Linked DNA regions of Mus musculus: regions 1, 2, 3, 4, 6 and 7 are each linked to region 5. Evidence: chromatin loops called from intact Hi-C (ENCODE). Cell type or tissue: heart. All regions are shown on one strand. Region 1 has its middle 20 kb from the start of Mir7676-2. Region 2 has its middle 3.2 kb from the start of C1qtnf6. Region 3 has its middle 4.6 kb from the start of Csf2rb. Region 4 holds the start of Gm36644 (a long non-coding RNA gene). Region 5 overlaps Ncf4 (neutrophil cytosolic factor 4). Region 6 overlaps Csf2rb (colony stimulating factor 2 receptor, beta, low-affinity (granulocyte-macrophage)). Region 7 overlaps Kctd17 (potassium channel tetramerisation domain containing 17).

Region 1 (4,000 bases), 110 kb before region 5:
CACAGAGAAACCTTGTCTTGAAAGACAACAACAACAAAAAACAAAAAAACAAAAAGAAAGAAAGAAAGAAAGAAAGGAAGGAAGGAAGGAAGAAAGAAAGAAAGAAAGAAAGAAAGAAAGAAAGAAAGAAAGAAAGAAAGAAAGTGACTTATTTCACTTGCAGGGGAGATAGGAAAGCATAAAAAGTCCTGGGCCGCCCCCCAGATGACTTCAGGAGACCTTGCTGTGCTCAGGGTTAAGTCAGAGAGAGCCCCACTATCCTGCCTTGGAAGTGTAGCTGTTCCTTAAGGTCAGAGGAACGATTTGTAGTGACTTGTCTGGTGCTGTGACAAAATCCTGGACCACAACTCAAGAGGAAGTGTTTCCATGGGCTTACAGTTCCAGGGAGCACAGTCCAGCATGACCAGGGAAACCTGCATGCAGAGCAGGAGGCAGCTGTCCACAGTGCATCCACAGGCAGGAAGCGGTTGGGGAAGGTCCACCTCTGTGGGTGGCCATAATCCAATTGTTGAGAGTCCCAGGGAAGGAAGCAGAGCTGAGTGTGAGTGCTTAGTGTACTCTCTCCTGTTTATTCAGGCCACGGCCCCAGCCTATAGGATGGTACCACTGCTAATTAGTCTTCATACATTGATCACCCCAATCTAGATCATCTCTCATTGACACGCTCATAGGTTCATTTCCATGGCGATCTTAGATGCAGTCAAGTTGTCAAGATTAGCCATCATACCTGGTGCCCTGGGACTTTGGTATGATGAGTTCATTGTACCTACCAGCTTGATCCATTGAGGCAAAAAACAATGGCCTCCTGGCCTTTTGATTTAATATTACTGACAAAGGGGAGGAAGTGACTCACTTCTCCTTTTGATTGGCTGGACCTTTGAATGGATGAATGGGGGTATAGAAGGGGAGAGTGGGGACTCTGGGGACAAATGTGGTCAGGTCATCTGTATTTGCTGGCTGCTATGAAGCTGTGGTTCTGTTTCTGTTGGTTCTATTTCAAAGGAATGGCTTTCAGGTTCTTGGACCCTCTGAATAGCAGTTGGTCCATGCCCAGCTGGGAGGGACAAAGGAAGGAATGTCCAATTCAAGCCTTGTCAGCTAAGGCTCTGGAAAAGAGGTCAGGAGCATGTGCCCGGTGTTGGCTGGAGTAAGATGCTCAGCCCCCAGTAGCATGGATCTGCCTTGGACTGGCTGTTTAGTTGGAATTTGGGCTTGCTGGGAATACACTCTCATGCTGCCAGAGGCCATGCCAAAGTTCCACTTGTCTGAGTGCAGATAATGGCACTTCTGTGTCTTGCTGTCCCCCAGCTGTCCCAGTCAGAGACATAGGACCTACATTCCAGAACACTGAGGCTTGCTCTCATCACGAGCACTATGTGGCACACAGGGACATATATACACACTGTCGCTGCGGTAGCTAAACAGAGGTATAGTGGCTCTTACAAACAGGTGTGCAATACTGTGGCATGTACACCAACATGTGTGTCTGTTCACATCTGGATATTAACACAACAGAGGCATTCATTGTTAGCGTCCACCCAAATACAAGTGTGCAAGAAGGGACAGCCTCACACTACTTTTTCCTCCTCTTCCTCCTCATCCCCCCTCCTCCTCCTCTTCTTTTTAGACTAACCAAGTGCACTAGTTAAAAGGGGGAGGGTAGAACATGGAGTTCTATCTTTAACTGACTGTGAGCAATCGGTTGAGATAACTCACCACCTCTGGACCTGTCCACACTAGGTTTAATGTTCTATCTACAGTTAGGGTTTTGCAATTCCTTGCAATGTTTGCACAAGAGGTCCGAGTTTCCGTTTGGCCCTGAGCTCTGCATAGATGCACCCGCACAGCTCATTCTGCTTGCTCTTTCCTTGTCTTGACCACCAGACTTCAAAGGCTTCAGAGATCTGCAGCGGGAGGGTCTGACGCCGCAGAGTTGAAGTAATGCAGGGTGCTGACCTCTAGGTGGCAGCACCATTCCGATCAAACCTCAGTGGGCTGCAGAGGGGAGAAAACTGGCCCCTCAGATAGGGGTTTGAGGTGGCCCCAGGATCCACTGTCCCCCACTCCCTGCCCCCGAAAGCTTGAGGTTTACCAAAGTAACTGCCCTAGAGGGAATTACCTGATCCATTCTTCTACCAAGGAATCTTTAATAGCTTTCTTTAAAAAATCTAATTACAAGTCATGGATAGTGGTGCCACACCTTTAGCTCTAGCTCTTGAGAGGCAGACAGACTGATTTCTGTGATTTCAAGGCCAGCCCTGGTCTGCATAGAGAGTTCTAGGACATCCAGGGTTTTGTAGTGAGACCCTTGTCTTCAAACAAACAAACAAACAAACAAATCTGATTACAAACGCAACACATTTTATTTTAGAAAACAGAACACATACACACAGATGTATGTATGTGCATGTGTGTGCATGGGAGGTGGCATTTGTGCATGTGAACGCTGGTGCCTCTGGAGGCTAAAAGAAGGTCAGACCCCTTCAAGCTGGTGTCTCAGGTAGCTGTGTACAGGGAACTAAATGTAGGTCCTCTTCAGCAGCAGGAAGTGCTTTACCCACAAGCCATCTCTCCGGACCATATGTGGTTTTAAAAATGCCTTTGGCTTTTTCTATCTTTCTTTCCACCACATCTTTGGGATTTGGTGGGCACCCCCTCCCCCAGGCCCCAATTCAGGATTCAAGTTAGAAACCAGGAGAAAGGCCCAAGTCCTTGAAACTCTCCCCACTCCTCAGGCACTGTTCTGTTGAGATCTCCACACAGACCTCCTCTCTATCCAGGTTTGAATGTCCACTAGGGATGACCGAGGTTCCCTTCTGAGATCTCTTCCAGATGGCAGAGGTTTCTCACAGTCTCTTCCTTAGAGGCCTGTCTCGTTCCCCTGTGGGCTGCTTTTGACTCAGACTTAACAGGCAGAGGGAAGGAGTAGCCATCTCTCTCAGAAGGCACCTGCAGCTGATGTGTGGGCACAGATGAGTTGTTCTCATCACTCTTGGGAGATATTAAAAGCCATACTTGCCATGGTGTCAATGTGGCTGGACTGGGGACCATCTAGGAAGCTTCATTTCTGGTGTATCTGGGAGGGGGTTTCCAGAGGAGACTGTCGTGTCAGTGGATTGAGTCTGGGATGATCCACCCTTGTGGGCAGCCACCATCCAATAGGCTGGAACCCCAGATAGAAGAACAAAAGGCAGAGGACAGACATCTTTCCCTCTCCTGGAGCAGGGACACTCTTTCTGCTGCCCTGAGATACCACACCTTTACAAAAACCCCTTCAGTCCCAACTGCAGGATTTATAGGAATAGACCTCCTAGTCCCAGCCTGTGAGTCTAGATTGAACATTACAGGACGTGTTTAAATGTGTATTGAGCCAAGATAGGAAATCCCAGTGTCTCCAGCTTGAAGAGAGCCCGCTGAGGCTTTGCAGGGTCCATAATCACGTAAAGTAATCCCCCAGACACCATTTCCTCTCCTTCTTTTCTATTTGCTTGTCTTTCTAGAGCAGTAGCCCTCGACCTGTAGGTTGTGACCCTTTTGGGGTCAAATGACCCTTTCATAGGGATCACCTAAGGCTGCCATAAACCGCAGATATTTACATTACAATTTATAACAGTAGCAAGATTACAGTTATGAAACAGCAACAAAAATAATTTTATGGTTGAGGGTCGCAACATGAGGGACAGTATTGAAGGGTCACAGCATCAAGAAGGTTGAGAGCCGCTGCTTTAATGAGCCCTGGCTAAGGACATTCACCTCTCAAGGGTGTGTGTCCAAGTCACGTGGTGTTCTGGGGAGCCCAGCAGTTTCCCCCGCTAAGAAAGCTTCCAAGATGTCAGGGAATCAAACTGAGCATTAAACTGAAAACATCAGAAAGATTCTTGCTTAGCTTTTACCTTTTAAATTTAGAAATGTGTTTATCTTTATGTGTGTGGGTGCTTCTCGCGCATGCGTGTCTGTGTGCTCTCAAGTGTTCTCTTTCCCTGTCTCTCCAAATGGCAGA
Region 2 (4,000 bases), 280 kb before region 5:
AGGCACAGGCTGTAAAGTCACGGTGCCCTGGAGAGTTAGCGCCTGTGAGGGGCTGGATTGCGTTCCCCCCAGTTCCTGTATTGAAATCTTAACCTGTTTCTCTTTCTTTTGGAAACAAGGTCATTGCAGATATAAGTAGGGAAGGAAGTCCACATTCATATAGGGTAGACTCACTACAGTGTGTGTCCCCAGGAAAAGAGATTTGGACAGATACAAACAAGAGCAACATAGAGGTAAGGACAAGGTGGTGGGGTGGCACACACCTGTGATTCCAGGACTACCTGTACTCAAGGCCAGTTTGTACTATGTAGTGAGACCCTGCCTTAAAAACCCAGTATTCCCCTCCCCCCAACAAAGACCAAGCTGATGATTCTTCCTCCAAGCCCAGGGATGCTGAGGGTGCTGGTAACCTTCCAAATGACAGAGGGAGCCTTAAAACAGACCCATGGTGCTCAGAAAAGCTACAAGGGAGATGCCTTGCTCCTGGAGTTTGGACTCCAGCATGGTCACAATAAATTCACGTGCGTGCTTGGGTGTGTGTCTGTGTGTAGTGGGTATTTGTGTATCAGTGTGTGTGTCAGTGTGTGTGGTATGTGTGTGTCAATGTGTGTATGTCTATGTCTCTCTGTGTGGTATGTGTGTCTGTATGTGTGGCTTGTGTCCATCCATGTGTGTATCAGTGTGTGTGTGTCAGTGTGTGTGGTGTGTGTGTGCATGTGTGTGTGTATGTGTGTGCTAAGGCATGCATATATGCAGGCCTGTGTTGGGTGTCTTCCCCAATCTCTCTCAGTTTATCTTTCAGACAGGATCTCTCACTAAGCCCAATGCCAGACTAGAGATACAGGTGACCATGAGCTGCTTTTTAATGTAGGCTACTGGGCATCCGAACTCAGGGCCTCACTCTTGCAAGGCAAGCAGGCACTTTCCCAACTAAGTCATCTCTCCAGCCCTTGTTTTCTCTTTCATGGCAGAGTCTTACTCTGTAGACTGGCCTCCCAAGTGCCACTCCCCCACCCCCAACCCCCCACCCCCGGCATGAACCACTGCTCCTGGCGACACAATAATCTTTGTTTCTGAAGCTCTGGCTGTGTCTCTCACTAAGACCACTGCCTACATGCCATAGGGTGTTAGTGGCTCCTCCGGCTCGGTTCCCGAGATCTGACCGACCAACCTGCTCATCCGTCATGCAACACATGGTGAATGGGTGCCATTAGCTGCCAAAGGCTGAACCCAGAGGCCAGATGGCTTCTCTAGGAGCCAAGGAAGGGACGGCAGAATGTCACTCTGTAGACACTATAGACTCAGACTCCTTATGGTTTAGTCCCAACCCATCCGTTTACTAACCTCCTGACTTTGAGTCCATAGATCAACCTCTCCCTGCCTTGGCTTCTTCCTCACTGGGTCAAGGAAGTGCTCAGGTTGTAAGTGAGCCAACGTTTGCTGCCCACAGGTGCTGCTTAAGCATTTTTAGAAGTGTCTACAGGACAGACGTGTAAGACCTCCTGGGGTAATCTGGGCTGTTACAGTCGTTGCCCAATATCAGGACCAGAAAGACAACTAAGAACAAGAAAGATGACTAAGAACATTATTTTCCCAGCTCTGGTTTAGGGCCATCCTCCTGCCTCAGCCTCCTCCTAGGTGGATAGGGTGATGCTGGGGGGTTGGGTGCTCTGAGATTACCAGTGTCAGCTCCTTCAATGCCCCTGGAAGTATATACAGTCAGACCACATGGCCTCAGTTGCTTCCTGGAGGCCTAAGGTCCCAAGCCCTGCAGCCCTGGACAGGCACTTCAGGGCACTGTACAGTGTGGGTGAATCTGGAGTATGTACACACATACAGACAGCTTCCCATTCTCACTCATTCCAAGGAGTGCCCAGCCACACCTCATGCCCCATAGGGACCCAGAGACCTGGGATCCCGGCCACATCCTTTGTTACCATCCTGTTTCAGGTGAGGAGACTAAGACCTGGGGTGGAAGCAGGAGGCTTCAAAGCTTTACAGAGAAGGGACAGAATGTCCTCTTTCAGTCGGACTTTCTGCTTTAATGATCAGGAAATGTGTCAATATTTGCTCATGGGAACTGCCGCTCCGCCGCCCTCGGTCAACACTTGCAGAGCCTGCTTGGTTTCTCCATCTGTGAGGCTATGGTTATGTCTGAGTTCTGTCTACTCTCTAAAAGGGAGTTCTCTGTAGGCTCTGGCTGTAACAAATGGACAAACACGACCTGACTTATGTGTGGGCAGTGGCACGGGTGTTCTTGGCCACACGCAATCAGGGGAACCCCAGATCATTCACTTCCTAGCTCAGAGTGCCCATGAGCCAACCTCAGGTCCTGGTGGAGCCTCGGTTTTCTCATTCCTGAAGTGCACTTCACAACTCCATCAGACAGCAAGGTGATACAATGACTCCCATTCAGGTCAACCCAGTTCTTTCTGTGTCCGCCAGGGGGCGCCGCTGGACCTCAGAGCACCAGCTCCTCCTCTTTGCTCAGATTCGGCTTTATTCGGCCACAATCGGAACTACCCGGCTGGACCCGACTGTTCTTTAAGGCTCGGAAAAAATCGTCTCCATTCGGTTCTTCTCGGCCGTACTCGGCTGGATTCAATTCTGTTCGGTTTGCTCGGCTGGAATAGATTCTAGCGCTTTTCGGATATGCTCGGCTCCTCCCCTTACTAGGCTTCCACGGTTTGGGCCCTGGAACTCTGCCTACTTTCTGGGGTGCTGAGGATTGGAGGAATACACTCTGCTCCCCAGCCAGGCTTGGACTGCCTGCTGAGGTACTGGTGCTGGGTGCTGGGGCGCGCGCTGACTCCCTCCAGGAGATGGCGACCTCCTACCTATCTGTTTAGACCTTAACTCGGTAATGACCTTGAACTCCAACTGTGATTTACCATTCACAGTTTACACAGGGCTGCCTTCTGGCGTCAGTAAGTCATTGTCCTGCCTCCTGGGAGAAAGGGCAGGAATGAGCAGAGAAACAAACACTTATATTGTAGGACTCTGGCCTTAGACCTGGTTCTGGCTTTTTGTGTCCGGGTATACATTTACTGGCAAAGGCTGTGAAAGAGTATAAGAAGGTATCCACTGGTGGGTGTGCGGAGAAAAGTGGGTGCACACCTCTGCATACTGGGCTTAACCAAAGTAGCAAGATACCCTTTGGTTGGCTGTTCCCAGACACTCATACAATCCTGGACTCTTCAAGATCGTTCGGCCCAGGGTTATTAAGACCCAGAGAAATGTCAAGCACACCTTTAATCCCACCACTGGGGAAGCCGAGGTGGTCAGAACTCTATGAGTTCATGGCCAGCCTGGTCTAGAGAGTGAGTTCCAGGACAGCCAGGACTACACAGAGAAACCTTCATATCAGCCCCGCCCCTGCTTCCCCTCCAAAGACTCGGGGAATTAGGGACTTACCCAATGTCATGAAGTTAGAAAGAAGACATGGGACAGAGCCATAGTCTGTCTGTTACTCCAGAGCTGGACTTCATGTCTCAAGTCTACCTGATGTGCCTGGACGCCCTCGTGTCTGAGGTCAGTAGCCGGCAGCCTCTGGTTTGCTAGGGCCGGATGAGCAGCCTTGTCCCTGTATAGTTCGGTGCGGAGTGTAGTGGGGTGCACAGTGCTAGGCACACAGCCTTCTGCACTACTGTGCCCTTCGCCTGCTTCTCCCTGACCGTCCATCTTTTCTTTCATCCATCTTCCCGGCCTTCTTCCCAGAGATCTGAGACTGCCTGGTGCTGTTCCCACCCCCGGGGCCGCTGACTCAGCCCTTTGCTCTGGTGGCTGCAGCTTGAAGCGGGTAGCCTCTCTGCAGGTCTGGCTCTGTGCCTCAAGAATGCTGCTCCGGCAGGGCCACACAGAGCCATGCCAGTGTGAGCTTTGTGGTGGCCCTTATAGGGCTATCATCCCCCTCTCTGCTTTCTTCTGCCAATGTATTCCTGACTGGACCTGAGAACTCCAAGTCATTTTGGGAGGCAGCACCAGACTAGAAGAATCTGGC
Region 3 (4,000 bases), 64 kb before region 5:
ATACATATTAACTCTACCATAATTTATACAAGTGAAGTTTTAAATATGTTTCCATATATTCCCTCACGTCTTAGTCAGCTTAACTAGCAACTCGACCAGCCTAGAGTCTCCTAAGAAAGCAGTCTCAAGTGAGGACTTGTCCAGATCAGATGGGGTTGTCTTGACTGTTTCTTGGCTTGAGATAGCATCTCCCTATGCAGCCCTGGATGGCCTCAAACTCACAGAGATCAGCTTGCCTGTGCCTCCAAAAGGCATGAGCAACCACAGAAGTTGTCTTGATTGCTTATTGATGTAGGAGGGCCCCGCCTACTGTGGGCGGTACCATTCCCTAGGTATGTGATCTTGAGCTGTATAAGATAGTTACATAAGCATGAACCTACGAACCAGCCAGCACACAGTGTCCTGCCACGGTTCATGGCTCACACTTCTGCTTGAGTTCCTGCCCCGACTTCCCCTCCATGGTGGGCTGTGACCTGAAATAGGTCTTTTCCTCACCTATGTTGCTTTGACCACGGTACTTGTCCCACCATGAATAAATTCACAATAAGTCACATACACCGATATGCTCATTCATGACTCTTCAGAATCAGGCATACAGCCCTTCCTTAGCTCTTACCCCTCAGTGTCTAGGACACAGCTTTTCAAGTCTTAATGGCAGGAAGGAACAAAGCTTACCATTGAGGGCAAAGGGCAGGCATGATGCTCCTTCTATTCTGAGGAAAGCATGTTTGCTGCAGCTCAGCGCTTGCTGCCAGGATCAAGCTTATTCCAGCTGTCACAGGTCTAAACACACCCAGGACACAGGTACCACACACAGCACTGTGCTCACATGGGGCAGGACAGATGCCTGTGGATCAATCAAAGCTCCCAGTGGCTTTGATGCTCCTGGCAGTCCTAGGTATGTGACAAACGTGTCTCACTAACAGGATTCCTGGGCTGGCCAACACACTGTTATAGAGTGATATAGTCCACAGTTGGTTGGCAAGTCTGGCTTTCCTAAGACCCAAGCTCCGAGTTTGGACCTCTAACTTCACTGTCCCTTGATACAACTCAAGCACCAGCTAGTTATGGACTAGTGTAGAATCAATTCCCTGTACTCAACAACGGTATAGACACCGAAGACGTTTTCATCTTTGCCAATTAAGTCGCCACATTTATGAACATTGTAAATGGAAAAACAAAACAAAACAAAACAAAGCCGCAACTCACACAGCTTGTTTTGGAGGAGGAGAGCATCCCAGATCTCTCCATCCCAGGCTTTTCCAAACCTGCTCTGCTCCTCACTTTCAGTGAATTTGGTGGTGTGGTGGGTGACAAAAGATAGCTATGCCCAAACTGTTCTGTGACAGCTGGAGGCAGCCTGGGCTGTCATTCAGACCTGGCCCTATGGACTTGGCCAATGAGCAACCAAAAAATCAAGAAGGAAGTCCCTTAAACAAGATACCAACTCATCCTCTGACAGTTAAGAATTCTGTCACAATGATGTGGAGGGTGTCTCTTAACGCTGTGCAGAGACAGGCACGATGGCGTGCTTCTTTGTAGAGACATTTGTCAGTGAACAGCTGTTGACCCAATGTTTGCTCCTGGGATGTTCCACATTGCCTTTCATGCAGTTGACAGAGGGCCACTGCTCTCCATCCTGGAATAATCTAATTGTCAAACATGCTCACTTTAAAGCCCTCCGAGGGAGCACCCATGGGAGATCTTATACTTGAGACCTCCGAGTCTCTGTCACATCCACCAGGTTGGGAACTTCTCACACACCACAGCAGAGCCTCTGCAGCAGCATGCTGAGCAGTTAACAGGGAGAGATGGGAATCTGCTCTCTGGAACATCCCTGGGAAAAGAGCTCTCCAAAGGAAGGCCAAAGTTTTTATTTTCTGATTGTTTAGTAAGGCAGAGGGAGAGCACAGCAGTCAGGAGACATTGGATCCATGACAGCTGGGGAAGCCAAGCCTAGCCTGGTAGGGTCTTTTTGTTGTTCTTATCTTGTGTCTCTGTCTCTCTGTGTGTCTCTGTCCCTCTCCTCCGTTCCCTTCCCCTCCCCTCCCCTCCCCTCTCTCTTTCTCTCTCTCTCTCCCCCTCTTTTCACCCCCTTCTTCTCCCCCTGCAAGGAAGACCACAGCTGTCCAGGCAGAGCTTGCAATGCTCCACCCTGACAGGGAAGTCCCTGGCTGGATTTGCTGGAGAGAAGCTTCTGACCCCGATTTCTCTCGGGTGCTAAATCCCAAGGTGATGTCTCTTTCTGCTGTGGCAAGGTCAGGAGGGGATTGCCTTGGGCTGGACAGGGCAGGCTTGAAGAATGTCTTTCTGGGCCTGCTTCCCTGAACTTCCCCTCTTGTCCTGGGAGGGGCTGTGACTTCAGGAAGGGGCTGCAATCAAGGGCTGGCCACTAGGTGGCCCGGTGGAGAAGAGCTTCAGCGAGGAGTGTGCACTGTCAGCTTGGCTCCTCTGTGGGTTTCCTGCTTAAGAGACCTGCACAGTACAGATCTTTCTGCCTGGCAAGGATTTCTGTGACCAGAGAGTTTGAAGCTTCAATTTCTGCCCCAGGAAAAGCCTAACCACACTGCCCACCAAGGGACTCACCTTAGTAAGGAGCTGGGTTATGGTCAAAATCTATGCAGTTCCTAAGCCTAGGATTCTTTCCAAAGTTTGCCTGGTAGGTGTATGCAGGAAGACTGACTTCCACTCAAGGTCTAACCTTAAGTTTCTGAGGGGCACTGACATCAAGGACTGGGTACACCAGACTGTCTTGGTTCTCTACATCTTTGTGTTCCTGGCCAACTGTCCTATGCCTGGATCCCTCTCTGACAACTTGGGCTGCGGTCTTTAATGGTGCACCTCAGGTGAGGTCCCCAAGGAGAAAGAGAAAGTCCTTGACAACACATATCCTCTTTCCAGTTGTAACCTTCACCCCATGCCTTCCCAGTCCTTTCCAGAGCCTCCCCAGACTGCCAGAACTTTTGTTCTGGGTTCTCTCAACAATAGAGAGGGTCATGTATGTGCTGACCCATCTGACCCTCTGTCTACCTTCCTCAGGGGAAACAGTAGAGCAATGGCTGCGTCCTCTGGGCCGGGCTCCTGCTTTTTTGAACCCAGCAAGTGTTGCAGAAGAATGCCTTTGTCCTTTCCATTTCCCTTAGACACTACAACTGTTGGGAGCTCAGCTGAGCTCCTTACAACTGGGACCCCCTTTTCTTGGGCAAGGAAAGATGTGTCTCAAACTCAGGCCTTCCTGTGGGGACATCCAGTCCACACCTAGGAAGTGACATGAAAGTGAAATATTGGAACTGGAAAATCATCCCCCTGAAGATATAGAATTGTCGATGATATAAAACCATGAAGCCAGAACAGATAAGCAGATGAACCTGGAAAACCTTCCTTCTGGTCTCACAGGGACCTTCTATGTGTACCAATGAAGATTTTTTCTATTCAGGTAAACACTACAAGTGGGCAAGGCTCAGCCTCCTTAGCCTTTGCAGTCCTGAGCTCTGAATACAAGTGGCTTACAGGCTGGGCTTGTAGCTCTAGGTTTTGACAAAAAGGAGACTGTGGCTCCAGGCATTTAAAGGCAGAATGGCTACAGCTCTAGGCTGCAGTTTGAACAAGCTCTAAGCCTTCCTAAACTAGAGACTCACATCTCTGAGCCCTGAGAACGAGGAACTTCACAGAGTCTTGTGTGTTTTCAGGTGGGCTGCTTATTGCTTTGAGACTTGAAAACCAGCAGGCTTGAACTCAGAATCCATCCCTGTCTCCACATGGAATATGCAAAAGTTAATGAGAGTATCCTGAAGCTGCCAGGCCTGGAGCAGGGCCTCCTGGGGCAGCAGTCATGGCTTCCCCAGCAGCCCTGCTTGCTTTCTGATTGAAGTGTTTCCTTCTGGTAGTAACAGACTGTTTAATCCAGCAAGGATTAATGACCCCTTTTGTGTTTTAAACACTCTCTGACCCCCTGTGCTTTTAAACACACCAAAAGGCAGAAAATGGATTACTTGACTTA
Region 4 (4,000 bases), 170 kb before region 5:
CTTATACCCTCTGAACCTTATTCCTGCACCTATAAGATGAGACCAACAGTGTCTGGGAGGAAGCAGTCAGTCAGGATGCAAGGACTGGAGATGGGCACTCATAGTGCTACCTACACAGAGGCCAGGGACTACCAGCTTTTATGCAGCCAGCAGGCTCTTCTATCAAGATTGGTTCTTGAGTCAAAGGCTGCTTCATTAGCCATGGATGAACCATCCTACCACCCATACTCCCTGCTGGGGTTGGAAGGGAAGGCAGAAAGAGAGGCCACCCCTAAATGCTCCAGGGCAGGGTGGCGGACATTGCTTAAAGTGACCCTCAAGTCGCTGTTTCAGAGGGACTCCGGACAACCCTGGGTTCTCATCTGAGCACATCGTTTGTGGGCTATCCTGGTTTGAGCTTTCTCGGTTCAGCAGGACCCAGCCTCTGAGTGGCTTGCGTCATCTCTGCTGGCAGTTCTGTGATGAAGCTGTCAATCATTCCGTTCTCCCCACCTCCGAGTTCAGAATGTCAGAACATCCCAGTTAGCTTCAAGTCCTTGTTTGGTTCCTCCTGTTACAGTCAGTTCCGCCCCCGCTTGGGGGCGGGCTCTGCTGCTTATCCTTGTGTTAACCTGAGGAGAGAACGGGATCAAGAGGTTCAGAGAGCACATGCGTGGCTACCTGGCCAAAGGAGCTATTCTTACTTAGCAACATGCTTCACAAGTCCAGGGTCCAAATCTGCCCCGTGGTCCTCTACTCATGACATCTGAGTAGCTAGGTCTGCAGCCCCGTCAGACCTTCCAACTTCCCAGTGTCCTTACAGGTAGCGAATGTTGGCTCCCATCACTGAACAGCTATGGTATACTGAGCCTAGGTCAAATCAACATCTTGGGTGTGTGGGGAGAACAGACTCACAGGCCTGAGTGTTCCTAACAACCGTGTCACCAATTTCTTTTTTCTTTTTTTTTTTTGTAACCTGGAATGTTCTAGAATTTTAGCAGATTTTCACCAATCCCGTCTCAGGATTTGGTTTTGGAGAAAGCCCAGGTGAAGTGAAAGTTTCTGGTTGTGTCATGTGATGCAGACTCACAGGGTTTGCTGAGGAGAGACCTGTGGGAGGACAGGTGATGGACATGTGATATTTGGAGAGAGTTTAAGAGAGACTCAATGGACAGTGACAGGAAGCTTGCGTGGCCTGGCGGTTTCTGCTGGATCTCGCAGGTTTGCTACCCTGACACTACTGAACTGGACTGCTGACAAGTGGAGATTGGACTCCCCCCGCCCCCAAACTACTTCTAAACAGGTCTGTGTCCCTTGTCCTGTTTACCATCTTTTCTCCCCGACCTTTGGATGGTGGGCTAGAAAGGGGGGGGGGAAGGGTTGAAGCATTTGAGAACCCTTATTAAAAGTAGGTTTTGAAAAAATCTAAGCCTACATCAGGGTGGGGCTGTACACCTTTAATCCTAAAACTTGGGAGGTGAGAGCAGGAAGATCATGCGTTAAAGGTTGTTCTGATTATATAGGAAGTTTGAGGTCAGCCTGGGTTGCTGAGACCCTGTCTCAAAAATAGGTAGATAAATAGATATCTGATAGGTAGGTGAGTAGGTAGATAGATAGGTAAGTGATAGGTAGGTAGGTTAATTAGGTGAGTCCTCCACCCTCCCCTTGAGCTCACAGGAAGGGTCCATAACTGTCTCTCACTCCATGGGAAGCCTGTACAACTCCACTTGTGTTGTGAAAGGGCAGTCTGAGGCCAGACTTGGTGCCATATGCATTTAATCCCAGTACTCAGGAGGCAGAGGCAAGGGGATCTCTGTGAGTTTGAGGCCAGCCTGGTGTGTATATAGCTAGTTCCAGGTCAGCCAGGAAAAATGGAAAGAAAGGAGGCAGAAGAGGAAGGAAGGAAAGAAGGAAGGAAGGAAGGAAGAAGGATGGAAGGAAGGAAGGAAGGGAGGGAGGGGGGGTGGAAGAAGGATGGAAGGAAGGAAGGAAGGAAAGAAGGAAGGAAGGAAGGGAGGGAGGAAGAAGGATGGAAGGAAGGAAGGAAGAAGGAATGAAGGAAGAAAGGAAGGAAGAAGGATGGAAGGAAGAAGGATGGAAGGAAGGAAGGAAGAGGATGGAAGGAAGGAAGAAGGATGGAAGGAAGGAAGGAAGAAGGAAGGAAGAAGGATGGAAGGAAGGAAGAAGGATGGAAGGAAGGAAGAAGGATGGAGGAAGGAAGAAGGATGGAAGGAAGGAAGAAGGATGGAAGGAAGGAAGGAAGAAGGAAGAAGGAAGGAAGGAAGGAAGGAAGGAAAAAGGATGGAAGGAAGGAAGGAAGAAAGGAAGGAAGGAAGGAAGGAAGGAAGGAAGGAAGGAAGGAAGGAAGGAAGGAAGGAAGGAAGGAAAGAACAAAGGTCTGTCTGCTCACATTTCTCAGAGACATACTTGGTGATGCAGAAGTAACGGGGCGCCAATGGGACGGCCTGGGCCTGGAAGCTGCTCCCTTCAGCCAGCAGGGGGCGCGCATTAGGCTCCTCTGTCTTGAGGAGAAGGAAACCACACTTACCAACCAGCCCACCTGTTCCAGTTTGCAGTTTCGCTGTGCTCTAGGTGGTTGGGTTTTCAGAAGCAGGGCTCGTGGACCGAGTCTCTGACCTGCGAATTGTTTGTCTCTTCTCACCGTCACAACACGCATCCCTCTGAATCCCAGCTCTGGCCACCCCCACCCCCCGCCCCCAGGCAGATGTGAGTGATCACTTTAATCCCAGTCCAGCTGGTAGCTGTGGCTGGCGGCTGTCAAGGGAGGATCCAGAGGGAAGGTCCTGCTCTGTCCTGGCCCAGGACTCACCTGTGACCTCTTTCTACAGAGTCAGCTCCTGCTGTCAGCTAAAGATTCAAGCAGAACAGAAGGGCAAAGCTTCTTCTGGTGGGACTTTCTTGTGACCAGAACATGTGACTCAAGCTGGCTAGTTTTGTTTTCTGGTGGGTAGTGGGGTGGGACTTGAGGGGCATTCTTTGGAGCCCTCACTACTGGGAGTGGCTCACTGCAGTGCCCTTCCAGGGAAGCACGTCCTCTGATTGGTCCTTGGATGCTGCTCAAAGATCTACACTGTAGAGCAGTGGTTCTTATCCTGAACCCCTCAAGGGGTTGTCAAGCAACCCTTTCTCATAGGTCACCCAAGACCGTTGGAAAACACAGATATTTACATTACGATTCATATAGTAACAAAGTTACAGTATGGAGCAGCTGAAAAAATAATGTAAAGGTTGGGAGGTCACCACAACATAAGGAACTGTATTAAAGGGTCACAGCATTAGGAAAGGTGAGAACCATTGAGTCTCACCTGAAGCAGAGCCCTTATTTACAAAGCTCCCTTGGAGAATCCATCCCTTCATCATCTTAGCTAGCTCCAGGAACACCTATAGACAGTCTGCAGCCCCCGTCCCCCCAGCGTCTCTTCTGACTTGTTCGGTCTGCCATCTTTAACAACCTTCCCCCAACCCACATTCTGTGAGCCTGTTGTATCCAGGACACAGCACTCAGTCCAGGTCTGCAGGAAGCCCCTTTGATCAGAGAGTGAAATAGACTCAAGTGTATTTCAGATCACAGCCGCAGTGTAATGGCTGTCTGTCCTCCAGCGGTTCTGGGTGTTCCTTCTGTCTGTCTCTGTGCTGGGCTTTTAAGCTGAATCCTTAACCACTTTTATTATTTTTTATTATACTTTTATTATTTTATTATGACCACTTTTATTATGAGAACAATTTTCTCTGTACCTTGTTTTCAGAATGTGGGTCCAGTTAGCAGTCCCAGCGAGATGGACTCAAACAAGCTGTATGAACCACAACCACTACCACAATCACAACCACTACCACAATCACAACAGCAACAACCAAAACAAAAACCAAAAAATAACAACAAACCAAAAGCATTTCATCTTCAGGCTTAAAGAAATGTCACAAAAATTACCCCCACCCCCAAATCCCTAAATATCAATGCTTCATTACCTTTGTCCATCTCCCTGCCCCCCATCTCTGCCTT
Region 5 (4,000 bases):
GAATGCATATGCAGATGTGCATGTGAGCATGTGTGTGCATTTATGTGAGTGTGTACATACATGTGTCTGTGTATGTGTACATATGTAGTCTAGAGGATTACTTCAGATGTCACTCCAGTCTTTATCTACATTTTTTTCCTATTTGAAACAGGGTCTTGGTTAGTTCATATTGTTGTTCCACCTATAGGGATCCCTTTAGCCCCTTGGGTATTTTCTCTAGCTCCTCCATTGGGGGCCCTGGGATCCATCCAATATATATCAGAAGATGGCCTAGTCGGCCATCAGTGGAAAGAGAGGCCCATTGGTCGTGTAAACTTTATATGACTCAATATAGGGGAACGCCAGGGCCAAGAAGTGGGAGTGGGTGGGTAGGGGAGTGGGTGGGGGAGGGTATGGGGGACTTTTGGGATAGCACTGGAAATGTAAATAAATAAAATACCTAATAATAATAATAAAAAGAAACAGGGTCTTTCATTGACCTGGGACTCATCCGTACTGACTGGTTTCTGTTAAGCTGACACAAAGAGAGTTGTCTAGAAAGAGGGAACCTCAGCTGAGAAAATGTCTTCATTAGATTGGCCTGTGGGAGAGTCCTTGGAGTATTATTACTATTACTATTATTATTATTATTAACGATTGATGTGGGGGGCCCAGCCCACTGTATGGGGGCACCCCTGAGTAGGTGGTCCCAGGTTGTACAAGAAAGCAGTCTGAACAAGCCATGGAGAGTAAGCCAGTAAGCAGCACCCCTCCATGGCCTCAGCTTCATTTCTGCCTCCAGGTTATTTCTTGTCCTGACTTCGCTCAGGGATGGAAACGTTATAACTTAACCAAGTAAACCCTCTTGTCCCCAAGTTGCCTCTGGCCTTGGTGTTTATCACAGGGACAGAAAGCAAGCTGGAACTTGGCCAATTTGTAGCTGGTTTGCGGCTGGACAGCAAGTCCCAGGGCTTGTCTCTGTCTCTGTCTCCCCCAGAGCTAGATGATAAGCACAAGCCACCATGGCTGACTTTTTAGTGTGTGGGCTCTGGGATTGAGCTCAGGTCCTGTTTGCTGCCTGATTGATCTCCGCAGCCCCAGGAATCACATCCTCTTCCCGCTGCCTCGCAGACTGAGGCTCCTTCCTCTTCCTACGCCACAGAGGCCCTTCCTGCAGCCTGAGGTCTGCCAGTGACGACACACTAGACAGTAAGACTTTCCAGAAGACAGTAAAGCGGTCAACAGTTCCTCTTATGACAGTGGTGGTCACAACAGTCACTGCTCGGGTGGACATGGCTTCTGAGACCCAGTGCACAAGGAGGCAGAAGCTCAAAGTGTTATATCCCTACACCTGCCACTCCCACTCCTGCCCAGCCTCAGGATACCGGGAACCCTGCCTCCTTCAGACACAGTGAGGGCCAGAGAATGTCCAACGGTGACAATATTATGATAGAGATGACCAGACCCAGGGACCTGGCACAGTCATTCCCTGTCAGTGTGGAGCAAAGAAACACCCAAGGGGGCCCAGCTTCAGGGTCACATTCAAGACTTCCCAGTCCCCTCACATGCAGTGGGAACGAGGCACCTAGACTCTCTGGGGCCAAGGCCTGGAGGACATCCGCCTCTCCCTTGTCCCTGACGGGAACCACTGAAGAAACTGTTTTCATCATTCACAGGAAAGGAAACCACGGGGTTAAGCAACCTCCTGAGGTACACAAGGACAGCTAGAAATGCATTAGATCTTCTGTTGTCTCACAGTATGGTGAGTGGGACCCAGAGCCTTGCACACTAGGTGAGAGCTCCTCTACCGAGCTGCCTCAGGCACGGACACCCACTCTTAATCAGTCATCCTTGCTGCTGGTTAGGGAAGTAACATTATTACATATGAGCCTTCACTTCTCTCAGTGGAGAAAGTCTGACCCCCACAAAGCAAACCTGGAGAAACCTATGTGATTGCTGTGACCAGGTGCACTGGTGACACCTAGTGGGAAGACCAGGGTACTGCTAAACACCCTGACTGCCTTTCCTTCCCTAAATAGCCTGCCCTTTCCCAGGAATTATCTGTCTCCACGACCCCACCCCACCCCCAAAGAGTGTCAGTTCCTAGAAGCCTTGTTAGTGATCAAGAAATTAAAGAGAATGGCAGGGGTGGGGGGAGGAGGCTGTGAAATGGCTCAGGGGATAAAGAGGGTGCTACCATGTCTGACAACCCTAGTTTCACTTCCACAACCAGCCTGACAGGAGAGGGTCAACTTCTGCAAGCTGTTCCCTCACATATGCTGTGGCATGAATGTTCTGCTTCACCAACACATCTGGATCAAAAACAGGACACCCCACAGGTCACCCAACCCTGCCAGGACCTCCAGGACTGTAACAGAGGACTTCTATCCTTGGGCTTCCCCAGATCTCTCATGGTGTCTGCCTGTAAAACACTCAAAAATACCTTTCTTCTAACCTTGCCTCTGCCTTTGCCTCATCCCTCACCTCAGACTCACCTCCATCCTCATCCCTAACTTCAACCCCATCTTCACCTATATCCTCACCTCCATCTTCACCCACATCTTCACCTCCATCCTCACCCACATCCTCACCCCCATCCTCACCTCCATCCTCACCTCCATCCTCACCTCCATCCTCACCTCCATCCTCACCCCCATCCTCACCTCCATCCTCACCCCCATCCTCACCCCCATCCTCACCCCCATCCTCACCCCCATCCTCACCCCCATCCTCATCTCCATCCTCACCTCCATCCTCACCCCCATCCTCACCTCCATCCTCACCCCCATCCTCACCCCCATCCTCACCTCCATCCTCAACCCCAACTTCAACCCATCTTCACCTCCATCCTCACCCCATCCTCACCTCCATCCTCACCCCCATCCTCACCTCCATCCTCACCTCCATCCTCACCCCCATCCTCACCTCCATCCTCACCCCATCCTCACCTCCATCCTCACCTCATCCTCACCTCTATCCTCACCCCCATCCTCACCTCCATCCTCACCTCCATCCTCACCCCCATCCTCACCTCCATCCTCACCTCCATCCTCACCCCCATCCTCACCCCCATCCTCACCTCCATCCTCACCTCCATCCTCACCCCCATCCTCACCTCCATCCTCACCCCCATCCTCACCTCCATCCTCACCTCCATCCTCACCCCCATCCTCACCTCCATCCTCACCCCATCCTCACCTCCATCCTCACCTCATCCTCACCTCTATCCTCACCCCCATCCTCACCTCCATCCTCACCCCCATCCTTACCACCATCCCCCACCCTTACCCCATCATCAACCCCAGCCTTGTTCCCATCATTAACTCCAGTCTTACTTCCATCCTCACCTCCACCTTCATTGCCACCTTCACCTCCATTCTCATCACTAACTTTACATCCAACCTCTCTCCACCTTCATCTCCACTTCCACCTCCACCTCAGCCCTTCCTCCAATCTCATCTCCATCTGACCTCCACCCTCACCTCCAATTCCACTTCCACCCCATCATCCATGTACTCTGCCATCACCCTCCTTCTTGCCTCTAGTTAGTCTTCCTGATTCTGAACCCCTCTCCCCAGCTTACCTCCAGCCAGTCTTTGTTGATCTTACTGAGAAGGAAGATCACATCTCCAGCTTTGAAACTTAGCTCCAATTTGCTGTTCCCAGTGAAGTCAAACAAGGCCTGAGGAGAGGGACAGCATTGCTGAGACAGAGAGAACGCTGAGTCTTTGAAGGGCTTGACCACTGTGGTGTCCCTCTCTGTAGGTAAGGAAACTGAGGGTTTGGAAGGGTGCTGATACAGCCCCTCTGTTTGCAGAGGACTTCGATTAAAACCCTACTCTCCCCCAACTACAAAGTGGGTGGTCCTTTCAGAGCAGGTAGGGTTCACATTTGGAAGGGGGGAATCCAAACTCTGTGCCTAGCTTGCCCTGCTCCCCCGCCTCGCTGGCCTCCCTATGGGTTACAGCCCTCCTGCATCCATCCCACTGTTCTTTGCCATGGCATTTCATGCTGTGCACCC
Region 6 (4,000 bases), 83 kb before region 5:
CCCTGTCCTTGAAGACAGTAGAAACATATTAGAATAAACTTTCTTTCAATGTCTCTTTCCATCTCTCTGTCTCTATCTCTCACTCTGTTGCATATGCCTCCATGGGGGTATGGGAGACTGTGATGGTTTGTATATGCTTGCACTAGGGAGAAGCACTATTAGGTGTGGCCTTGCTGGGGTAGGTGTGTCACTCTAGGTGTGGGCTTTAAGAACCTCATCCTAGCCGCCTGGAACTCAGTGTTCTGCTAGCAGCCTTTAGATGAATCTGTGGAACTCTAGGTTTTGCCTGAACCATGCCAGCCTGGATGCTGCCATGCTCCCACCTTGATGATAATGGACTGAAGCTCTGAATCTATAAGCCATCCCCAATTAAATGTTGTTTTTATAAGATTTGCCTTGGTCATGATGTCTGTTCACAGCAGTAAAACCCTAAGACAGGGTCTAAACACAGGCATGCAGAAGCCAGAGAAGGATGGCTTTTGTCTTCTTTCTGTGTTCTTAAGACAGGATCTTGCACTGAACCCAGATCTGGTGAGTATCGAGAAAGCCCCAACTATCCCCCTGTCTCTTGACAGTTGGATATGATCACGCTCAATTTTTTTTTATGTGGGTGCTGGAATTTGAACTCACGTCCTCAAGCCAGTTCATCAATGGCTTTCACCCATTGGGACATACACCTAATCCAAAAATAGTTATTTTTATCACTTTGAGTGAAAAATCTGCAATTCTTTGAAAGTGGCAAAAGCAAAGATGCCTAAGAGGCTCTTGTATTTATTGGCATAACTCAATGGACCCCTATAGTACTGGGAACTCAGACAGAGGCAGGCACACTCACTGTGGTTATAGCTCATGATGAACTTCCCTTGTTCCAGGTGCTTAACAGAGACTGTGTACTGGCTGTGTGCACTGGGCTCAGGCACAGGTAGACTGCAATGGTAGCGGGTGTAGACACTGGCCCCCGGCGGCTCCTTCACCACCGGAGAGCATTTCTCCTCCCTAGGGAAATAAGTTGAGCTGAGAGCAGGGTTGGGGGAATGTCAGATCCATCTAAGACCTCAAAGAGGTATGGTCCTGGGGATAAGAAGAAACAAGGCAAGATGGACAGGGGACACTCACGGAGCTACAGGGCTGGGGCGATAGAAGAGCCCAAAGGAAACAGAGCCAGTCGTCTGGGTCCACACCTCCCAGGAGCAGTGGAGGGACTGGATCCCATCAAAGAAGCATTGAAGGTTCTGTGGCTGGGCCTTGTCCCCTGTGGCAACATACCCTCATTCAGTCAGTCCACCCTCCCTCAATGGTTGGGGCACGAGGTTAATCACACAGAGGAGATCCTTGAGGGCAGCAGACCTGGCTGTGACCATCAGCCCACTGTGCTCTGAGCCTGCCTGCTGTGTGTCCCCAGCTAGGGAAGAATCCAGTACGTCTGCGCCATCGTGAGGGAGGAGCCAGCTCTAAATATTGAGTGTTTGAATGAACTCAGGGACTCAGGTGACCCTACACACAGCCCAGCGCTTGTAAACACATGGGCCTCTGCTGCTGCTATTGAGGTCATTAACAGAACATGTTTGCTGCCAGAGAGCCAAGAGTGTGTGACACAGAGTGGCCCAGAGAGACTACGGGGGACACAGGGCTGGTGGGAGGCTCCAATGTCGAGGTAGGGCAGATCCTGGAGCCTTACTCGGACCTAGACTGTCCCCACTTCTAGTCTCCTAAAAGGGGCATGTCCTCCCAGCTCCATTACCTGGCTGGGAGTCCCAGTGAACCTCTGGGCTCCATCTGCTGGGTCTCCCAGACAAGCTTGAACCCGGGGACAGCCGAGTGCGCACACGGGCAGCATAGATGCTGTTGGGTAGGAATAGCTTTGGCTCGAAATTCACCTGAAATTTGCTAGTGTGGAGACTGTAGGCATCCTGTGGAGATATGGGAGCTGAAGGAGGAACCTGACATGCCATCACCCAAGGGTGGACACAGACGGCTCAGGGTCCTACCTCCCAGGAGTCCTGAAGCCGCTTATAAGCCACCTCAAACTCTATGTCCTTTGATGAAAGCCAGGAGACCTGGGCATCCCCAAGGGACACACTCCACTCCAGCAGGAAACGATCCTCAGAGGAGCTGATGCTGACGTTCTTGGGAAGTGGTGGCTGCACTATAGAGAGGGAAGCAGAGGGTTAATCGGGTTGCACACCGAGGGAGCTGCGGGTGGCCTGGTGATCTGGGTGCCACTTTGGCTCACACCATTCAGCTTCAGGCCTGAAACCTGCAAACTGCAGATTTGACAGTAATTCTGCCCTACATTCTCCTCAGTGGGGCCTCCTCCTGCCCTGCTGTGCACTGATGCTTTCTGACCAGCAGACGGTGCTGTGAGCCAGGGAGCCTCTTCTCCTGCCACACAGCCTCCTCACAGTTCAAGTGCCTATCACTGACTGTCCTTGCCCTGCATAAGTGTAGGACCGCCCTGATGACTTTCTTGGACTCCAGTTCCCAGACAGAAGCCTTTATCCTTCTTCTTGTCCCACTGCAGCTCATTGTAACCCCATGTCTGTCTTGTCACATCAGGCTAAGGGTTTCTTTTCCCTGTCCCCCCTTCCCTAGTTCAAGGCTAGAGATGCAGCTGTCTGTATCCCATGATTTCCCTGCCATTGTCTAGCCTTTGGAACTCGATGCTTCCTGGAACACAGTGCACATGCCTGGTGTACCCAGCATGCCCCACTCCCTCAGATCTCCCCCTGCAAGCCCCCTTTGCACACGTGGTTTCCTGGCTAAGAATTGCTTCTGGCTCTGTGATCCTCCCAGAGCAAGGACTTGGCTGCAGAGCTCCTTCCTTCCTTCTGGGAAGCCCTTCCTGATTGCCAGAGCCCTTTGCTTTCCATCCCTGGATGTGGCAGCTGATGCCTAACCCTTCAGTCTGCACCTCTGAGCCCCAGGGGCAGGGACTCTTTCAGACACCAGCAGCAATGATGTGATGAGAGCATTCAATCTAACATTGTTGGCGGGCAAAGAGGACTCACAGTGTTCCCCTGAGAGTCTGACATCTAAGCTGGGGCTTAGAAGAACAATACAAGCCATGGTTTTCCCATTATTCTGCAGTGTGGGTGACATGTCGGCTACAGTCCCCAAGAGAACCACACAGATGATTTTTGGCCCCACTTAAGGTCATGCTGTGACAATGGGCCTTGTGGGCCTGCTGCCTGCACACTCGGTGGTCCAGAGAGGGTGGCGCAGACCCTGGCTCTGGGTCAGAAGCATGGAAAGAGCCTGACAATGTGACCTATTGTGGTCATCTCTGCTCCACAAAAATCAGAGGACCTCTGCAATAGGGCAAGGTGTTGCAGCCATGGGCGAAAGCAAGAGAGAGCAGAGTTCTGTCACCTGGAAAGTCCTATAGGAGGCACAGGCACAGCTCTTCCTGTGGAGGAAGCTTTGTGGCTTGATAGGTGGCAGAAGCAGCTGGAACAGGATCATCCTTGGGCAGAGTCCCCACATCACATCTCTTCCAACCCCAAGACATGGTCCCTAATTCTGGGAGAACCTCACTCTAGCCCATCCCAGTATCCTGCCCACTCTTGCACCCACTGCCTAGGCAGGACCTCCGCTCCTCACCATTCTGGGCAAGTGGCACCATGAGCTGGATGCCCAGATCACTATCTGGCCGGAAGGAGTAGTAGTCTTCGTTTGTGATGGAAAATCGTGTATAGGGGATGACACATCTTCTGGGCACACAGCGGTGGGATGACGGGCACTCTGACCACATGAGTTCCTCACTGAGCTCACAGGACACTGGCTGTTTTCTGTTAGGGAGCATTCATTAGTTTCTACTATGTCCCTGCTTTTATCCAAGGGCAGTGTCTGGCAATGAGCAACACACACACACACACAAACACTCATGCATATACATACAAAGAAACATGCAGAAATACAGAGACTGAGACTCACATGAGCACAGAGACACACACAGCATATATACAAGCACACAGAGAGTCACAGAAACAGACACACACAC
Region 7 (4,000 bases), 180 kb before region 5:
GCGGCAGCTGCTCCAGCAGGGAGAGGGCGGGAGGCCCGGGCTGTCATTAGCAATCGTCCTCTTGGGGGCGGGCTGCACCTTTCTCCTGGGCATCCGCCTCCACCTGCACCTGGGCCACCTCCACCTCCTCCACCTCCTGCCGCCGCTGCTCCTCCAGCTGCTCGTCCGTGCTCTGTGCACCCGCCGCCGACCAGGGAAGAGAGAGTGGAGACACTGACGAGGGGGCGGGGCTGCGGGCGGCTGTCCGCAGGGACCCCCGACCTCAGGACTGAGGGGCAGGCAGGATGAAAGGGACCTCTGGGAGAGGGAGGGCTGCAGCCAAAGCAGTTGGTGGGTCTTCCCTAGCCCAGAGGGAAGGCTTAGAGCCCAGCCAGGCTGCTGTTAGAGAGCCGGCTAAGGGGACGGCTGGAAGAGGAGCCCGCCGGCTCCTGGAAAGGCCTTACTTTGGAAGGATGGGTCCAGAGCAGGAAGCCAAGGTTGTCCCAGGGCAGTCACCAGCCAGATCTAGATGCCAGCAACAGTGTCTGGCAGCCTGGGCCAGGTTGGTGACACAGGGAGGGGGTCAGTGCAGCAGGGCACCCTGCATTCTTGCAGGGAGGAGCCAGCCACTGGCTTGGGGAGTGGGAAGAGGAACACACAGGGAGCCGGAGTTCCTACGACTCCAGCACATGGGCATAGCTCCCACCTTCCCAACCTGAAGCATGCCTTCTTCTTTGATGGCCCTACCGCAGGCCCAAGAGGGCAGGACCCTACTCAATTCCTCCCACGGGCTGCCCGTCAATTGTGCTCTTGGGAACTGGCTGCCTAGGCCGGAGCCCAGAGGGCTCCTGACACCTTTCAAGCAGGCTACCCAAAAAGCCTGGAGAAGGCTAGGATATCTTGACCTAGGCTGATGAGTGACCAGGCGGTCACCAGTCCCTGGGAAATACAGCAACCTATGGGAACCCAGGAGTTCCAGCCTGGAATCACCAGAGCGTGTGACCCACCACTCCCTTCACAGAGAATCCAGCAAAAGATGCGAGAAGAGAGACCTGCCGGAGGTCATATACAGCGGCATGCCACAGTGTGCCCCTGCTTCAGTGTGCTCTACTTCGTGCCTCAACAGCTGCCCACGTGACCCCTTTTGATGCCACGTGATTGAAAAGCAGCATCAAGCTCGCTCTGTCTGGAGCCTTGCAATGGTCCTGCCTGTCTGCTCCCCAGCCTGGGCCAAGGGTGTGAGCTGACTGGACTGTGGTGGCGTGGGATGGATGGTGTTGGCTGTGACCATGACCATGAGTGTTATGTGGGTGTGGCAGGAGGGAGGAGGAAGCAGCAGAATGGGGGAGGGGGGTGCCTTCTTCGCACAGGGCAGGGACTCACCTTGGCCTTGCGAGTGGACTCGGAGCTCAGGCCGTGTGGGGAGCTGTGGAGCTCCTTAGACACCACACACAGGAACTCGGCCTGGTCCTCACTCCCATAGTTGTAGGAGGAGCCGATGTTCACCAGCTGGAGTGAGACACCAATAGGACGGGGATGAAGGGTGGGGTGGGGGGCAGGAGAGACACAGGCACCAGCCTGTGCAGGAAGCTCCTGGTCTCCCAGAGGCACAGAGCCTAGGAAGGCAGGCTCCTTGGTCTCCACCCACACCTCCCCAAGCATGGCTGAACCTGACCCCGAAACAGAGAGTAGTATCACCCCCCCCCAGCTATACCCTACAACCGGGTGCCACTTCCTGAAACAAGTGGGGCCCCCCTCACCCTGACATTGCTGCAGCAGCTTCAGGACTAGGCTTGCAGGCTAGGGTTGGCAGAGCAGAGCCTATGGAATATTCCTTTTATTTCCAGAAGAAGCAGCCAACTCCCCAGGCTACAGGACCCAGACTGGTGGCCCCTGACCTGCTGGCCTAGTCTCTTAGAGCAACTGCTCAGTGCCTCTCCCCCTCCCCCCATCTCGCTTCTCAGATCAAAGGCCTCCTTTGTTCAACGGTGTCCTGTCTGTATGGCCCTTCTGACAAAACTGTGAAGAGATGCGAGTTCTTGGGACCAACTCAGCGGGCAAAGAAAAACATTACCCTCTCTGCCAGCAGAGGGCAGGAGAGACAGTAGACTATCAGAGGACCCCAGTGGCAAGAGGCAGGCTAGGGACCAAGTTCCAGAGCCCACCACTTCTTCCCTGGAGTCTTACAGACTCACACACATCATTTCTAGGTGTTTCGAGACTATGCAACTGAGGGTGACACTGACTTCCTGGCTCCATGTCTGGACTGTGGATGTGGCCTCTTTGAATGGTGTGACACTGGTGCTGATGGGTAGAGTCCTGTCCCAAACTAGAACCTTTCCTGATGGCTCTTCTCACTGTCACAAAGGCCTTATAAAGGAGGTACCGGTGAGCTCACATCCCAGGCTGCAGAGGCTGGGGGAGGAGCAGTCAGAGGACTGACAAGAGGGCAGCGCTGGAAGAGAGGGTATCCTCCCGTCCCAGTTGGCTGGTTGGTCTTCCTTATAATGGCTATCCTGGAAGGCCAGCCTTTTCCAGTTTCCATGCAGTAGAAGTTGGCAAGCTAGGTACATTGTGGGCTAGCTCAACTCTTCTCTCACTCTCAAGGCTGTTTAGAACTTGAGTTCATATTGGGCCTCTGCGCCCCTAGTATCCTAAGATGCATAGCGTGGCTGATAACAGTACTCTCCCATGGTGCCCTACATATGGCCTGGGGGCCTGGCTAGTCACACGTGGGAAGCCACCACCTGGGGCTTCCAGGAAAGAGGGATGTTTAGCCCTATGCAGGTTGTGTCATGAGACCCTGGAGGTCAGGCCTGGGGCATGACAGGAAATCTACTCAACTCTGGTTCTGATCTCCTACACCTGAGCTGTCCCTGAGGACCAGAGACTGGCTGCTGTGCAGATCCCCAGTGACCAGGATGCCCAGTAGCAAGGGTTCCCTGCCTCGTTCCTTCCCAGCCCACCTGTGACCAGCAGGTACTTTTGTAGTCTTGCTTAGTCCCACTCGAGGACCACAGGGCTTGGGGAGGGGCTGGAGGCTAGAAAGGACAGGCTTAGGGTGTCCCTTGTGCCCAGCCCACCTGCTCGAAGCGCCAGCCGTCGGACATAGTGGATACCATCTGTGTGAGCTCCTCCTCTTGGCACTGCAGCACTCGGTATACATGCTTAGGTGGCACCTGTGGGTAAGACGCTCACATGGAGGGCATGTCCAAGGTCACCAGGCACTCGGCTGCTCCTTCCCCAGCCCATAACATAGAGGGAGGGCAGGAACGTTAGATGGGAAAGGAGGGAACCATGCTCTGAACACCTACTATGTGCCAGATGCTTCGCGTATGGGAACCATGCCCTGAACACCTACTATGTGCCAGATGCTTCGCGTACGGGACTCACTCCTTCTGAGACCCTTACGGATTACAAAATTTTATACTGAGAGTCTCAGAAAGGTTCAGGGACATGCCTAGGGTCACCAGTTCAAGGGTGGCAGAGCCACGTGTGGAATATGGGTGGCACAAGATTGAAGACAGGAGACATTCTGGGTTATCAGTGGAGTCAGGCCCTCACCTCCTTAGTCCCCGTGGCTGGGAGGTGATGTCTCACCCCATCCCTCAAAGGCCTGAGGCCTGAGCTCTGAAATGCTAGCCCTGAGTGAGTACCTACCCGGGGATGGCCTGATTCCATGAAGTGGATATTTACCCATGCTGTGTGGCCGGGTGTGTGTGGGGGGCTGGGCTGCTACTGATACCATCTTGTGAGCATGGGTAGCTAGGCAACTCTGAGCATCTCTGCTTCCCATAGAGGAAGACAAGGGCATGATAACCCTTGGTCACACACAGCAGAAGCCAGGCAGAGGTAAAACCCCAGCAGTGTAGAGCCAGGCTGGGGCTGTGCTAAGCAGTCTGGGAGGCCTCCCTTGTCAGGCAGCTCGGCCTCTCCCTCACCCATCATTCCCCTCCCCCTCCCCCTCCCTTCATCCCCTCCCCCTCCCTCCACTGGCCCTGCTTCCTCTCTCCAAACCTGG

What was found. Hi-C counts contacts between places; a loop is a spot of excess contacts. Peaks named below come from ENCODE experiments on the same cell type or tissue, not always from the same donor. Only the 100,000 strongest peaks of a DNase experiment are listed, where the experiment ranks them.
Region 1: a loop joins it to region 5, with 7 times the contacts of the local background. A loop is called at or near these places in 7 of 42 quality-filtered maps.
Region 2: it touches region 5 in a loop (2.2-fold over the local background); 4 of 42 quality-filtered maps call a loop at or near these places.
Region 3: it touches region 5 in a loop (5-fold over the local background); 29 of 42 quality-filtered maps call a loop at or near these places.
Region 4: it touches region 5 in a loop (9-fold over the local background); 15 of 42 quality-filtered maps call a loop at or near these places.
Region 6: it touches region 5 in a loop (9-fold over the local background); 25 of 42 quality-filtered maps call a loop at or near these places.
Region 7: a loop joins it to region 5, with 2.6 times the contacts of the local background. A loop is called at or near these places in 15 of 42 quality-filtered maps.

The regions. Positions count from the first base shown.
Region 1 is chr15:78,366,980-78,370,979 of GRCm38, reverse strand. No RefSeq gene overlaps it. Among named protein-coding and RNA genes, the nearest start is that of Mir7676-2, 20 kb to the right of the region's middle. In heart, a CTCF peak has its summit at 1,956 (motif pointing right); a DNase peak (open chromatin) is centred at 1,749; H3K27me3 peaks cover 3,061 bases.
Region 2 is chr15:78,530,824-78,534,823 of GRCm38, reverse strand. It overlaps a transcript of C1qtnf6 not described here. Among named protein-coding and RNA genes, the nearest start is that of C1qtnf6, 3.2 kb to the right of the region's middle. In heart, a CTCF peak has its summit at 2,451 (motif pointing right); DNase peaks (open chromatin) are centred at 2,623, 3,443 and 3,933; H3K4me3 peaks cover 998 bases; H3K27ac peaks cover 1,862 bases.
Region 3 is chr15:78,319,402-78,323,401 of GRCm38, reverse strand. No RefSeq gene overlaps it. Among named protein-coding and RNA genes, the nearest start is that of Csf2rb, 4.6 kb to the left of the region's middle. In heart, a CTCF peak has its summit at 2,392 (motif pointing right); a DNase peak (open chromatin) is centred at 2,341; H3K27ac peaks cover 995 bases.
Region 4 is chr15:78,421,254-78,425,253 of GRCm38, reverse strand. It overlaps Gm36644 (a long non-coding RNA gene), which reads left to right and starts at 555. Exons shown (of 2, transcript XR_001781711.2): 1 at 555-1,282. Gm41355 (a long non-coding RNA gene) reads right to left here and starts at 2,986. Exons shown (of 3, transcript XR_875463.3): 1 at 2,810-2,986; 2 at 2,528-2,616; 3 at 523-611. In heart, a CTCF peak has its summit at 2,473 (motif pointing right); DNase peaks (open chromatin) are centred at 646 and 2,503; H3K4me3 peaks cover 189 bases; H3K27ac peaks cover 413 bases; H3K27me3 peaks cover 2,671 bases.
Region 5 is chr15:78,255,592-78,259,591 of GRCm38, reverse strand. It overlaps Ncf4 (neutrophil cytosolic factor 4), which reads right to left. Exons shown (of 10, transcript NM_008677.2): 7 at 3,563-3,661. Among named protein-coding and RNA genes, the nearest start is that of Ncf4, 13 kb to the right of the region's middle. In heart, a CTCF peak has its summit at 1,964 (motif pointing left); DNase peaks (open chromatin) are centred at 1,161, 2,031 and 2,081; H3K27ac peaks cover 1,043 bases; H3K27me3 peaks cover 430 bases.
Region 6 is chr15:78,338,590-78,342,589 of GRCm38, reverse strand. It overlaps Csf2rb (colony stimulating factor 2 receptor, beta, low-affinity (granulocyte-macrophage)), which reads right to left. Exons shown (of 14, transcript NM_007780.4): 4 at 3,601-3,788; 5 at 1,989-2,146; 6 at 1,742-1,910; 7 at 1,117-1,252; 8 at 836-996. Among named protein-coding and RNA genes, the nearest start is that of Mir7676-2, 8.0 kb to the left of the region's middle. In heart, a CTCF peak has its summit at 2,336 (motif pointing right); DNase peaks (open chromatin) are centred at 2,359 and 2,769; H3K27me3 peaks cover 521 bases.
Region 7 is chr15:78,433,073-78,437,072 of GRCm38, reverse strand. It overlaps Kctd17 (potassium channel tetramerisation domain containing 17), which reads right to left. Exons shown (of 8, transcript NM_001289671.1): 3 at 3,997-4,000; 4 at 3,063-3,158; 5 at 1,363-1,488. Among named protein-coding and RNA genes, the nearest start is that of Kctd17, 6.5 kb to the right of the region's middle. In heart, CTCF peaks have their summits at 52 and 2,078 (motif pointing right); DNase peaks (open chromatin) are centred at 512, 1,192 and 1,952; H3K4me3 peaks cover 644 bases; H3K27ac peaks cover 1,423 bases; H3K27me3 peaks cover 1,625 bases.